3 separate regions of the Mus musculus genome follow, and all the other regions are linked to region 2. Evidence: chromatin loops called from intact Hi-C (ENCODE). Cell type or tissue: heart. All regions are shown on one strand.

What was found. A loop is a pair of places that touch in the nucleus more often than their neighbours do. Peaks named below come from ENCODE experiments on the same cell type or tissue, not always from the same donor. Only the 100,000 strongest peaks of a DNase experiment are listed, where the experiment ranks them.
Region 1: it touches region 2 in a loop (2.9-fold over the local background); 10 of 42 quality-filtered maps call a loop at or near these places.
Region 3: a loop joins it to region 2, with 2.9 times the contacts of the local background. A loop is called at or near these places in 10 of 42 quality-filtered maps.

What each region holds. Positions count from the first base shown.
Region 1 is chr19:25,332,135-25,337,134 of GRCm38, reverse strand. All of the region lies in intron 3 of Kank1 (KN motif and ankyrin repeat domains 1), which reads right to left. Among named protein-coding and RNA genes, the nearest start is that of Gm52392, 66 kb to the left of the region's middle. In heart, a CTCF peak has its summit at 2,542 (motif pointing right); no DNase peak of the experiment used is centred here.
Region 2 is chr19:25,234,746-25,239,745 of GRCm38, reverse strand. Kank1 (KN motif and ankyrin repeat domains 1) reads right to left here and starts at 2,771. Exons shown (of 14, transcript NM_181404.6): 1 at 2,429-2,771. In heart, a CTCF peak has its summit at 2,007; DNase peaks (open chromatin) are centred at 2,105, 2,835 and 3,095; H3K4me3 peaks cover 2,572 bases; H3K27ac peaks cover 2,256 bases; H3K27me3 peaks cover 903 bases.
Region 3 is chr19:25,325,011-25,330,010 of GRCm38, reverse strand. The region is part of intron 3 of Kank1 (KN motif and ankyrin repeat domains 1); the gene reads right to left. Among named protein-coding and RNA genes, the nearest start is that of Gm52392, 73 kb to the left of the region's middle. In heart, a CTCF peak has its summit at 2,178 (motif pointing left); no DNase peak of the experiment used is centred here.

The DNA of each region.
Region 1 (5,000 bases), 97 kb before region 2:
CCCTAATAACTGACAACTTGTTCCCTTCAAGAGCAAGTTTTGGGTTCTGCTTATTCCGTTGGCTTCATGGCCTGACTGATGGCTGCACTCCGCCCGTGTAAGAGGCTGTATATCTCTGTAGAGCCAGTTCACCCCGCTAAACCTCAACCACTTGAAAGGTCTCCATCAAAATGCTTTCTGGTACACTCTTCCTCTTACATGGTCTGAAACAACTGCATTGTTCCATAGATAACACTGGCCAAGAGAGATAAAAGGGGGTTTGTTGCTCTGCTCTGACACGTGTTCTTCCTTTGTATCCCAGGCTGGTCTTGGACTCACTGGCTAGCGTGGGCTGGCCTCTAATTCATAATTCTTCTCCTTCTTCATCTCAAGTGCTGGAATAACAGCTACGAGGCGCCACACCCAACTCCAACTGAATGTTTTAAAAGGTCTTTTAGGTCCTTAAGAGTATATACAAACACCGGTTGGGCTGGAGAAATGGCTCAGTGGTTAGGAGCACTGGTTGCTCCTCTAGATGGTCTGGATTCAGTTCCCAGCACCTGCATGGCAGCTCACAACTGGCTGTAATGTCAGTTCCAGGGGCTCCATTCCAGCAGGCTCACACGTGGTGCACATAAATATGCATGCAGGCAAAAGACTCAAACACATAAAATAAAATCAATAATCTTAAAAAGAATTGGTCTGTCATTAAAAACATCACATAAAGTTTCTTTGTGTGTGCACGAGTGCATACAGTAGTGTGTGTGTGTGTGTGTGTGTGTGTGTGTGTGTGTGTGTGTGTGTGTATGCTTTGATTATCTGCAATACTACCCTGGCCAAATATGCCCAACCATGACTGGTGCTTTTTCTTTTTAAAAACATGGTGCTATAGATTGGAACTCAAGTCTTCATGACTATACAGCAGGCACTCTACCAACTCCCCAGCTCCACATAACGTCATACTTGTTATAATTTTGAAAGTTTTACCCCATCCTTCTAAGAGTTCACAGTACTGGATAATCACACAGAGAAATTTCCAACAAGCACAGGAGGAGGAAGGTTTTATTGTTTTGTTTCGTTTCGTTTGTTTTTTAGGGTGCTTCTAGATCCGCAGTTCTCTACCTGTGGGTTGTGACCCCTTTGGAGATCGCATGACCCTTTCATAGGTGTGGCATATTAGATATCCTGTATAGTAAATATTTACAATTCATAACATTAGTAAAATTACAGCTATGAAGTACAACAAGGGTAATTTTATGGCTGGAGGTCACCACAAAAGAACTGTAGTAAAGGCTCACAGCATTAGGAAGGCTGAGAACCACTCTTTGGATCAACTGAACTCCACACATCCTCCTGGCTCTCTCCTAGGCACCTTTGCCGAGTTGCTCTGTAACCTCTCCTCCACCACAGTATCTTCAGGCCTCCCAGATCTGAGAGAAAAATCTTTCTGGAACTCCACCTCTGGGCTGGGCGAGCTGACAGTCCGGCTCTCCTAGCTTGGGGCAAAGCACACGACATATACATGCAGCTGGTGTGGGGTCAGTATGGAAAGCAGGACTCTGCACAAGAGTCAGCAAGCCCAGGACAGGAGAGCGCCAGCAGGGTCTGCACTGCGCAAGCACAGTCACCCATTCAGGAGGGGCTGAGGACAGACAAAGGTAATCTCAAGGCTGTCCTAAACTACCCAACAGCGTGCAAAGAAACGGGGGTGTGTGTGGTGTGTATGCGCGTGTGCGCACTCACTATACTGAGCCTGTATATTAAAGGATGGCCCCCAAAAACTAATAAAATACAAAGTTGAGTGCCAGCCATCCCCCCGAATATAAAACACTTAAAGATCCGAGTGAGCTAACTTACTCAGCCCCTCCTAGCTTTTACACTAACTTTATAGCCAGCATCATCTCATCCAAACCTTACCAAACACAGTCTCCCTGCGAACAAGATGAATGTTGCTATTTTCCCAAACACTCCCTCTTCCTCTTAATTTCTTTTCCCTTCCCTCTCTGTCTGCTATCTCCACAGAAAAACAGCATCAGGCACCCAGTAGGTCCTTCATACAGTTCTGATGAGTACACGAACAAGCATTAAGGCGCTTGCTAACTTGACTCTCATTAGCTGCAGTTGATGTATAAGAGCACTGGCTTCTACCTTAAAAAAAAAATCACATCTTTTAAGGGACTCAGAACACAGGACCATGTGTCAGCATGAGCCCAGAGTTCCCCTTCGCCATGGTGTATGTAGCTCCCCCAAGTCACTCTCCTGCCCGTGCTTGTCATTGCTCATCCAAAGAGAATAGTTCTCTCCAGACAACTGCCTTCTTAGACATTTTCATGCCATTCTAGACACAGTGGCTTTCTGGACTAAGCTGCTTGTCCATAGGAAAGAGGAGAGGAACTCTTCCCTACCTCATTTTTCTCCTGATCCCCTCTTCCTCCAGTACCACTAGTATATACTGCTTTAAAAACAAAAACCTTCTGAGTAGGATACTTTTCAAAAGAGAAAAATTTAAGTTTTTAAGTTTTATCTATGTGGGTTTGTACATATGGGTGCAGTATCCACAGGGGCCACAAGAGGGCATCTATCCCCCTGGAACTGGCTTTATAGGCAGTTACTCATGAGCTGTGGTAAGTGCTTGGGACTCCCCCAAAAGAGGTATTCCTAACAGCTTAGCCATCTCTCCAGCCCTTATGCTGCTGCTTTTAGACCCACGATTCTACCATGGTGTGGATCATGTTGGCTCCCGTCAGCTGAAGGGTTGAGGAGAAAGGCTTGTGGGATCCATACGTACATTGAAGGTTCTCTTCCTCCCCTCACTCAGAATTTAATTAAGCATCCTTCATAGAAACAGAGTCAGGAGAAAAATCAAGCGCTCAGCAAGCAAGAGAAGCCTCCATTGAAGGGCTTTATTTTATCGATTGATTGATTTTCAGTGTATATGTATGGATTTGCCTGCATGACTATGTGCCTGGGGCTGAAGGAGGCCAGAAGAGGGTGTTGGATCCCCAGAACTGAGAGAGTTGTAAGCTACAATGTATGTGCTGGGACTGAATGTGGATCCTCTGCAGGAGCACAAGGGCTCTTAAGTACTGTGCCATCTCTCTGGTCTCTGAAATCTTTCTCCTCACGTCATTTTATTACACATATGGAGTACATATGCTCCCCAGGATATAGAACACTATTTTACATAGCAGGATATTTCTTGATGAAATCTGTTAGACTTTTCAGCAGCCAGACCTTGCATACGCCAAGCACAGACCTTGGGATCACTTCCTTCTTGGGGTGGGAAGTACAGTCTTCCCACATTTGCCCTCCTTCCGGCTACTTGTTCAGAGGGAACAAAGCTACTGGCCCCAAAGCCTTCTGTGACAGCGGTTTTCTTGTTCCTCCCATCACCTGCTGTATTTCTTCTTTGTGTCACCCCACCGCACAGATGTCATGCATGGCTCACACATGGCGCATGCTCACAGACTGGCATGGAAGGATGATTCTCTCAACCAGATACTAAGTATCTATGATGGGGATAACCTAGGATCTGCTAAGTACTATGATGGGGATAATCTAGGATCTGCTAAGTACTATGATGGGGATAACCTGGGATCTGCTAAGTACTATGATGGGGATAACCTAGGATCTGCTAAGTACTATGATAGGGATAACCTAGGATCTGCTAAGTACTATGATGGGGATAACCTAGGATCTGCTAAGTACTATGATGGGGATAACCTAGGATCTGCTAAGTATCTATGATGGGGATAACCTGGGATCTGCTAAGTACTATGATGGGGATAACCTAGGAGCAGATAGAGGATCCAACACCAGCACATAGCCGAGCACAGCAACGCAACAGAACCTTCCATTGCTGATGAATGAATGACCTCAACGTGACTTCTGTTCCCTTTCAGAGGCACCAAGACAAGACATGGCTGGGTTAAAGAAAACACACACCACACACACACACACACACAGTGAACAATGGACTTGGTTGTTTTTTTAAATTCCCTGATGCACATTTACACCCCAATTCTGTGTTAAGTGAACTTGGTGTTGATCACCATGAATGATTCTGAGTTCACAGCATCACATAGCATACATCTGAAGTTCTGACATTTACCAGAGTCAGGGTCATTCCACTATCTCAGAGATGGGCATGGCACACTAATGGCCATCCAACTCACTTTAAAGTAGTACTGCCTGCTGCCTGCTGTCTTCTATCCCAATTCTCAAAAAAACAAAAAGACAAAAGCAAAACAAAACAAACAAACAAACAAACAACCCCAGACTCAGGGAAACATTGTTCACTACCCCATCCCTGGCCTAAAACCGGAAACAAGTCATATAAAAAGCTGTATCAACTCTGAGCTCTGAGCTTCCCAGTGTTTGGGCCAAAGGATCCAGTGAGAAGAATATTAGGCCAAGCCTTGGGGCACCAAATACACTGACAAGAAAGGATATGAAAGGGAAGAGGGGCATAGGAGAAGGGCTCCTCCCATTTTCTCCCTGCCCATTGATTACCGGGGGTCCTCTCCGGCAGTATCTTCAGAGAAGCAGAATTTTCACTCTCTCCATATTCCTGCATTCCTCACTAAACTAAAGCATTCGAAAGCAAGGGACTTCTTATGACCAGAGAAATCCTTTCTAAGGACGCACTCTACCTACCCCAGTGAGGCTGTCTCCAGTGTGTTCTACCTCGGCTAATTCCCCAAGAGCAGAAGAGGCCTTGGCTCCGCTACAGCAAGCTTTTCCTTTGTAGTTCATTTCCTAGTCACCTTATGTTGTGTGTTAGGATAGCAAGTGTTCTCAACACCACCCAAACAAAACCAATACAAACAAAATCACCCAACAAGGACTACCCATTCCTTACTAAACTGGCCATTTCTCCAAGTTTGTTTATTCAACAACAAGAAATTGCTGAGATGAGTAATCTGTACATGGTCATTCTATAGACGGGTTTGCTCAGAGGTGCATCAGCCGACAAAAATAACCTGGCATTTAGCTTCAAGTGTTCAGTCTTATATTCTATA
Region 2 (5,000 bases):
GCCAAAGCATGGATAAACATTCCCAATGACAGGATGATCACGGTCCCTTGAAGGCACACCCAGAATCATCCCAGAACCTGCACCAACCATGGCGACCGACACAGCTCTGCAATCCCAGCACCTGGAAGTTCAAGACGATCCTCTGCTAGACAGTGAGTCTGAGGCTAGCCTGGGCTACATGAGATCCTATATCAATATATCAATATATATATATATATACACACACACACAGGTTTGGTGGTATTTTAATAACAATATTTCAAAACTATTAAAATATGTTTAAGAAGCAATATAAAAGTACTAGAATTGTGATTTTATATTAGCAGAGGGCACCACTGTTAAATCTCCTGTTGTAGTTTAAGGCCAGTATAAAGCGCATTCACACTGCTGATATCAGTATAATCTTAAAAAAAAAAAAAAGAAAAGAAAAGAAAAGGAAAGAAGAAGAAGAAGAAGAAGAAGAAGAAGAAGAAGAAGAAGAAGAAGAAGAAGAAGAAAAGAAAAAACTACTTTGGAAATCTATTTGACAGTATCATCTAATCTAAACACTAGCTCAGAACTCCTAAACTTTGCTCCTATTCCCAATAGACATGTATGCACATACATGGACTCAAAGTCCCATCCTAAAATGAATTAAGTGTGGTACAGTCTCACAATGGAATACTACACAGCCGTTAAAAGGAATTGTCTCCCCAAACCTTGGCTTTCTCCCCATCTAGACCCTTCCTCTTCCATCCTCCCTTGTAAAAAATGTCTCCTAGTTCCAGGACAGCCAGGGCTATACAGAGAAACCCTGTCTCGAAAAACCAAAACCAAACAAACAAACAAACAAACAAGAAAGATGTCTCCTGAGCTCCAGTACACATAAGATCATCAACCTAGTTTTTGATGTAGCAATGCCTGTAGTTTCTTTGTAGCCAGTTTGGGCAACATTTTTTTTTAGACTTTTTTTTTATATATATTTTTATTAGGTATTTTCCTCATTTACATTTCCAATGCTATCCCAAAAGCCCCCCATACCCTCCCCCCCACTCCCCAACATTTTTTTAAAAAGTACTTTTAGGCACTGGGAGTGGAGCCCAATGGTAAAATACTTATTTAGCAGGACTGAGTTGGAACCCCAGTACTAAAAACAATCCTTGCTTTTAAACTTGAAGGGTCTTTCCCCCCCCCCTTTAATCTCTCTCCTTTGTGCACTTGCAAGCTCTGATTTCTGTAGTCTTTCCTTGTCTCCTGTCGCTCCCCCCAATTCCACCCCCTCCTCCCAACCCCCAACCCACACCCATCTCCAGAACTCACTTTTGCCATAGTAACTCAGTCAACTAGCACGACCTGTGGAGGAGGCAACCCTCGCTCAGAAAGATCACCAAAGGCCCCCGTGGAAGCTAAATGAATTCCCAGCTAAGTGAATGTCTGCACGGGCAGACAGACACTCCTCCATCCTCACCCTTTTTAATCTCCCCAATCAACTGACACACTTTCCCGCAGCCGCCCTGCTCAGCACTTTCCCAAAATTTAGCTGTAAAACAACCGAAGGTTGATTACGTGTCTTCTCACTATCTATCTATCCCTCTTACCCGAGGGAAGAGACAGAAACAGCAGCCGCTCGGTCCCGGAGATGGTTTTTGTGGAGAGGTGGGAGCGTTGTTGATGGCATAATTTTATTATTATATGAAAAGCCAATGACTCATGAATTTTAAAGTATATTGATGTGTATTACATCCAACTTTTAAAATAAAACTTAAATAGATTAAACATTGAAGAGCCCAACAACTTACTGGAGAGCGATGCACGAAATGAGAAACAAGATAACTAAGTACCGCATAAAAGCCAACTCTAACAAACTCGCAATTAACGCAAGGAGGCTTTGGTTCCCAAGTAGCCCAGGTGACAACCAAGGTCACTGATCCGGGGGATTGGCATTCCTGATTAGTCTTGGGCTCTCGGTCTGATTCCATACTTTAATTAGACGAACGGAGAGGCACCTCGGGAGAGAAGTGCAGAAAACAAGCGCTGGGGGACGCCACAGAACATTGCCAACGCGAACAACGAGGCCTGCGCCGGGTCAGCCGCGCGGAGTCAGCTCAGGCCGGACCGCCCGCGAAAAGTTGCCTTTGAAAGTTGCAAAGGGACCTGGTGAGGGGGGATGAGACTCACCAGCTCCGCGGCTCCCGAGCGCGGGGTTTCCCACGTACCTGCGCGACCAAGTGTGCCCCGGGACGCTGCCACCCGTCCTGCTGGACCTGACACTGCAGGTCCTCAGGAACTCAAGCAGGTCCCGGAGCTTAGGGCGGCCCCTAAAGGCCGCACCCACCCCTCCCCCACGCCCAGACCCTGCAACACCAGCTAGGGCCACCTGCCGCTCCGGGACCGGGATAAAGGAGCACTAATCGCCGCTTCCTACTGCCAGAGGGTACACCAATCTTACCCTGGGACGCCTCGGAAAAGGGCGCTGCACTGCACTGCACTGCACTCCGGCTCCGAAAGGACGGCTTAGTATCAAAGGACCAGCGCGCCCCACTCCAGGTCGGGAGGCGCCGCCCCCTCGAGCGCCAGCGGTGATCCCAGGCGACTGCTAGCCAAGGCAACCCCACGGACCTTCCCAGGGCAATCTCAGGGCCAGTGTCGCCGTGCGCTCCAGCACGCGCCAAGAGTGTGAGGCTGGGCACCCTGTTGGCTCAGGGTAGAGTCGGAGTTCAGGCGCCCCAGATCGTCCCTGCAGGGGACAGGAGCGCAGCGTTGCCACTACTCACCTCCAGCGCCGCGAATCTGGAGCTGGCACAGGGCGGGCGGCTCGCGGGGAGGGACCGAGAAGCGCTGGGCGGGGCCTCGGGCAGCGCCAGACTCAAACCCCAGTTACACTAGATCGCGGAGCAGAATCCTGCAGTGGCCGTGCAAGAGTAACTTGCGGCTGCCGGGAGCCACCGAGTGCAGGGACACAAACCGGCTGCAGCTCTAACCGAGAAGTCCGCAAGGCACCGCGCGCTCTTTGTACCCGAGAGCCGGCCGTGGAGAGCCCAGTGCGCCTGCGCGCCGCCGCGACTCTCCTAGGCGCACCTCCACACCACTGGTTCCTACCCGCCCGAGCGACCCTCCCATTCGCCCTGGAGGGGGTTCGGTGCGAGCAAGTTTTCGACCTTGGGAGCTGGGCGCGCCAGGAGCAGAGTAGCACCCTAATAGCGCCTGTTACCGGGCGCCGTTAAGACGTTGGCTTGGGAACCTGAATGGAGTAGGAGACTCGAGGTTTCAAGTCCGCTCTGGAGCCGATGGAAAGTTCCAGCCAACTAGCAAGCCGCAGGGACCTAGATTCATTCCTTCCAGCACTCCTAGCAGAGTGAGGAGTCTGGAGTCCAAACTGACAAGGCCTGGCTACAGGGTGTGGAGCACAAGAAAGAAGTCACTTGTCCCTAAAAGCTTCATCAGAAGAAAGGGCAGTAGATCCACAAGAGATGAGTTGGGAACTGAGGCACAAGTCCTCTTTCAAGAAGATGGCCAAAGACAGAGAGTCCAGTGATCAAAAACAACATAACTGCTGGGGAACATAACAGAAGCCTGGAAGCCGGGCAGTGATGCTGCATGCCTTTGGTCCCAGCACTTGAGAGGCAGAGGCAGGCGGATCTCTGAGTTCCAGGCCAGCCTGGTTTACAGAGTGAGTTCCAGACAGCCAGGGCTACACAGAAAACCAAAAAGAGAAGAAAGGGGGTGGGGAGAAGAGGAGGAGGAAGAGGAGGAGGAGGAGGAGGAGGAGGAAGAAGAAGAAGAAGAAGAAGAAGAAGAAGAAGAAGAAGAAGAAGAAGAAGAAGAAGAAGAAGAAGAAGAAGAAGAAGAAGAAGAAGAAGAAAAAATCTGGAGCGAGGAGGATCCTTTGCTAAATAGCAAGTTCCAGGCCAGGCTGAGCTATATGAAAAATGGGTATTGCTAAAACAACCATAAAGACAGATTTGAAGGTTCTGATCGTCTCGATTGTTTCGTGCCCACTCCACCACACACACACACACACACACACACACACACACACACACACACACACACACAGCACCCCTTCTCCTAGACCAGACTGTTAGAACAAGCAAAAGGCAATGGGTAACAGAGCAAAAGGTCTCCTCCTGGGAACCTCAGTTTCTACATGGGTTAAGAGGGTCCTTGGATTCAGTAGATGGTGTGGGAGACACCACTCATACAGGATAATTCCTGAGAAACGTGCTTACAGGGAGAGGATCGGAACCATGGGATTCCTGTTTTTCAAATGTCCTCACCTGGCTAGCTAGACTGCTCAGTCAGTGGGCTGTAAGTTCAGGAAGACTGGCTGCCTTAGTAAATAAGGTGGGAAGCCGTCCAGGAAGACATCTGACTTCAAGTTCTGGCTTCTACATGCTCACATGAGTATATATGTTCATCTGCACACACTAGTGTGCCTACACATGAACATACATACATACACATGCAAAAAAAATAGTTTGTAATGCCTACCCCTCCAGAATTCCAAGTCTTGACTTCCCCTTCATTTCTCCCTCCTTACATTTACTCAGCAAGCATTAAACATATAGGATCTCAAAGAGTGGGCCGATGTGATCAATAAAACACAGCAGGCCCAGTGTGGTAGTGCAAGTCTTTAGCCGCAGCACTTGGGATACAGAGGCAGATGCATCTCTGGGGGTTCAAGGCCAGCTTGGTCTCCAGATTATTCAATGCTACACAGTGAGACCTTGTCTCGGGGATGAAAAATAGATTCAATTTTCAGATTTATATTTGAAATTTTATCTTTGATTTACTCATTCTTTTACATTAAAGCCAATTGACACATCATTTAACTCACCCTCACTGTGCACAGTTGGGGGGTGTTTGAGTGTATTCAGAAGTACCACTCATTGTACCCTGCAAAGAAACCCCACAGCCATCAGCAGCCTCCCCTCCCCTCCCCTCCCCTCCCCTCCCCTTCCCTCCCCTCCTCTCCCTTCCCCTCCCGTAGCTCCTGGCAACCACTAAACTGTTTACTTTCT
Region 3 (5,000 bases), 90 kb before region 2:
GAGACAGCCAAGGAGTTACAAACTGACAGAGCACATAGTTGCTAACTGCTGCATTGAGAACACGGTTGCTAACTGTTGCATTTTTCGCAATGGAAAAGACTTGAAAAACAAGTAAGTGCTCATTAAAACACAACTCCTATAGGAGGTATCTCTGTACAATGGACTGCTCTCCCCATTGAAGGAGAGTAAGCCTAGACATACAGAGGAAGAAATACAGATTTTGGGTAAAATCTGTAGGCAGACCTAAGATCAAACAGGCAGACGACATTCTGAGCAGACCCTTAGGAGGAACTGCAATGGCATGTAAGTATGCAGAAAATTTGTAGCAGAACACACAACAGATGCATCCCAGGGGTGGCTCTAAAACAACTCCAATGGACAGTGATGTTTCTACTCAATCTTTAAAGTAACCCATAGAAGTTATTATCACATCTTTATTATTCGGTGTGGTGCTTACACTCGAACCCAAGGCCTTACACACAGGTTAGGCACATATGGAGTCACACCTCCAGTCCCAGCACTTAGTTTCTTAAAAATTAAAGGTTAAAGGCTGTTCTGCTTCTCCTCATGGGAGTGAACAGTCCGAAAGGAAACCAAGAAAATAATTCCAGGATCCGAAGAGATGGCTCACAGGTTAAGGTCTGAGTTTGTTTTCCAGCATCCATCATGAGTGACTCAAAACCACCTGTAAGCCCAGCTCTAGGGGATCACACACACACACACACACACACACACACACACACACACACACACACACACACTCACACACTCACACTCACACACACACAAATACAGTAAAGCAAATGATTCTGTTGGCTGTGGTGGTAACTGATACCTGCAAGCATAGTACCTGGGAGGTGGAGAAGGCAGGAGGATCAGGAGTTAGTTCAAGGTCATCCTCAACTATATATGACAAATTTAAAGCCACCCTGAGTGAGCTCATGAGACCCTCTGTCTGGAGAAGAAACAAAAGGGAAAGGAAGGGAGAAGAGAAGAGAGCTAGTTCTTTTTACAAGGGTAAAATACCTGTTAAAGGTAATTGGCTTGAAGCAGATCTGTAAACTAAAGACTATATAAAACTGTGCTATAAATTAAAGAAAACTCAAACAGGAAGAGACTCTAAGTACCTAGGAATGGTGGAACAGGCCTGATTTCCCAGTACTTGGTAGGCTCAGGCAAGAAGATCACAAATTCAGAACTTGTCTGGGCTACACAGAAGACCCTGTCTGACACACACACACACAAAACCACCCACATTCACAGAATACAAATCTTATGGAAGACCCTGTCTGAGAAAAAAAAGAAAAACAACACCCACATTTACAGAATACAAATATTAATATTTTAAGATGTCAATACTAGGGTTGGAGAGATGGCTCAGCAGTTAAAGGCACTGACTGCTCTTTGAGAGGTCCTGAGTTCAATTCCCAGCAACCACATGGTGGCTCACAACCATCTGTAATGGGATCCGATGCTCTGTTCTGTGTCTGATGACAGTAACAGTGTACTCATATATATAAAATAAATAAATCTTATTAAAAAAAAAAAGACGTCAAGACTACCATGAATCACCAATGCATTCAAGGGATTTAACGCCCTCTTTATGGCCTCCACAGGCACCTGCACACACGTCAGACACACAGAGAAATTAAAATAAATACACATGAATTAAAAGTCACTTTACAAAAAGAGACTAAATCACCAATTCTCTGTTGATGCTTTAGCGTGGAGAAGCTAACTTTAGGACAGTGGGACCAGCATATATGAGGATCCTCTTCACCTAGCTGCCACTCTGAGCAATATCCCCCGCATGAAGGGCCATGGTGAGGAGGGGAAGAAACGCGCTCCAAATCCCGGGTCTTACATAATCCCGGATCCCATACAGCGGGGACACGTGCCTGGGAAATAAGTGAGTTTGCTCAGTCGGGGCTGAGAGGCCATGTTCTGGTTGTTCATGTCTTTCCAAACATGATCTACATATGAGCTATCAAGTATGCTCCGTGTCCTTCCTCCTTCCTGGTAAAAAACTGAACGGAAACTGCTGCTTCCAAAGTCCATGCAAGGACCTTGGTTAGGAGATCAGATCTAGAGATTTGCTAGAAAAGCTGTCGGGTCCCCCTTCATCAGGTTCTGTAAGTAAACAGTTCCCTGGCCTCTGGGTTAACTCATGAGCGCCCTCTCCAGGAGCACACCAGGAAATGCAGGAGGAGAAGGACACTGTATTCCTGGGGCTCTTGCCCTGCTGATTGAGTTTGGATCTCAGCGCTCCAGTCTCCCCGGGAGAGATGCACACCAAAACACTTATTTTTCTGACAGGTCAGGCAAAGTAATTCCTAGTTAATCCTTTGCCAACAGGTACCAACTATTAAAACCTAAGACACATTTCTTGGGGTCATTTCAATGTGATTATTAAAATTCAGGATGGGAAGATGGGGGGTGGGGGGAGGAGGAAACTTCGATTAAGAGCCCTCGTTTTAAAAGCATCTTAAAATATCTTACCTTGGGCTGGAGAGATGGCTCAGTGGTTAAGGGCACTGGCTGCTCTTCTAGGTCTTGAGTTCAATTCCCAGCAACCACATGGTGGCTCACAACCATCTGTATGGGATCTGATGCCCTCTTCTGGTTGTGTCTGACGAGAGCTACAGTGTACTCATATAAATTAAGTAAATAAACCGTTTAAAAAAATCTTTTAACTCCTTCAATGGACATGGTCCTTAAAGTCTCTCGACTGCTTAGAGGAACATGGTTCGCATCAATGAGAGAGGTTCAATTGAATAGCTTTTTATGATGTGGAAGGGTGATGGGATGGGATTTGGACTGTTGAGATTTTATGTTCACTTGTTTGTTAAAAACTTTGTCTCGGGCTGGAAAGATGGCTCAGTGGTTAAGAGCACTGACTGCTCTTCTAGAAGTCCTGAGTTCAATTTCCAGCAACTGCATGGTGGCTCACAACCGCCTGTAATGGGATCCGATGCCCTCTTCTGATATGTCTGAAGACAGCTACTGTGTACTCATATACATAAAATAAACAAGTAAATCTTAAAAAAAAACCAAAACAAAGCCTGCGTCATTAAAAATTCCTAATGCTGCAGGTTATGCAGGGAAGGAAATAAGAGGTGCAGACACTTCTGCTTCCAGTCTCCACACCCCTCCCGGTTTCCATCAGTGCCATGTTGGATCCGGGGTTCACCGTGTCCCTGGTCCCTGGCAGCCACCATCAAGTAGGGGTCTAGGGAGAATTTCCTCTAGTTCTGTGAAAAACAAGCAGCAGTTACTGCTATGATCACCGCAAACCTTGGATCTGACTTTCTGCATCTTTATAGTAAGGCGCCAAAGAAGGATGTTGTAAGTCATTGCTTTATCAGATACGAAAATGAGAGGGGGGGGGGATCTCTGAGAAATGAACCAAGCTCTTGAGTTATTATATTAGATATAGCTATAGATACATTAACAGCATGGAAAATTACTAATTTTTAAACATTCTAGAAACTACAGAAACCCCACCCAATGTTGTTGAATATTTTAGGAGGTCTACAGTTATGGATCTAACCTCTGTTCTCTCCCTCACTTCATCTTTTCTTAAAACACCCCACAAAATACAAACCAGCTCAGCTAATTAACAATTTAATCGTGCCTCACATTCACTTTTAATCCCGGGCACACTGCCTCAAGCTTTGAAATGAAAATTCCATGTTATGGAAGAGGATTTAGAGACTTACAGAGTCAAAAAGGAATCATAACTCCTGCATTTTTAATCGTCCATCCTCCCAGCCCATGATTTACCCCACAATCCTCACCAGAAAATAAAATGAAGAAAGTTTTGAGGAACGAGTTATTCTCAAAGTAAATCTCCTACCAGCCTCTGTCAATCATGTTAGCCCTGTCCCCCTAGTTAGCCCTTTCCCACTTCCTGCCTGAAAACCACATTACTATTTAATTGCTTGGCGACTTCCCATTTTATTAAGAGGCAGAAAAAACGTAAAGAGCCAAAACATGGAGATGAGGCTCTGGCCGTAAATTGTCCCCTTAAGCAATGAAACGTACTTCTCCAGTGTGATGTGGTAGGCTCTGTGGAAAAGCCCTACATGTGCAATTCTGCCTAAGCCCAGAGCCCCCATCACTTACAGCCAGCCCTACAGTTCTCAGGGCTGAGGGCCATCCATCAGAGCCAGGCTAGTCGCCTGCATGCTCTCTAGAGCCAGTGTGAAGGGCATAGCCAGGAGTCAGCTTTGTCCACCACCCTTGCCCACCCCAAATTTCTCTTCTGTTCTCATGGGGTGAGAAAAGCAGAAGAAACAGGTGGGATAAGTCAGTGCAGGGGGGTGATGTAGCATATGGAAGACACTAGGTTCCGCCTCCCAGTACCAAATGGAGGATCTGTAAGAAGCACAGCCATGGAAAAACTGTGCATCAGGACTATACCCCATCTGCCATGCTGTTTCTAAGGGAGTTGAACTATTCTGTCATAATCCAATGAAAACTGTGGCTAAATTTTCAGCCTCGTGAATTCAGAAGAACCCACGTCTCTCCTGTTCATTCAATGCCCCAATCTCCATTTCTTCCTCTGTAGTGAGACAGAAATCATTATCAGATTATGCCACATCCTGGAATGTGCCAGCACGTCTGGCCTCTGAGGGCTGCTTCCAGTGGGTCGCAGAGACTAAGTGGGGTCTGGTGTTTCAAAGCCTGGGAAAGCATCCGCTGGTGACTTCTCTAGAAGGCTGCCAGCCAAGAAACAAAGGCAGCTAGTGTTATTAAAGCCACCCATTGATGGGTACAAGAAAGTAGATTTTTTTGATGCTGTTCAGAAAGCCTTGCAAGTGCATAGCTGAGAGAGAGAGAGAGAGAGAGAGAGAGAGAGAGAGAGAGAGAGAGAGAACAAGAAATTCAGCAGGGTTACTGCAGAGGGAGATCAGAAGGTAGGATACGCATGTGCATTTTCTTTTTTAAAGATATTTAAATTTTTATTATTTTATCTGTATGAGTATTTTGCCTGCATA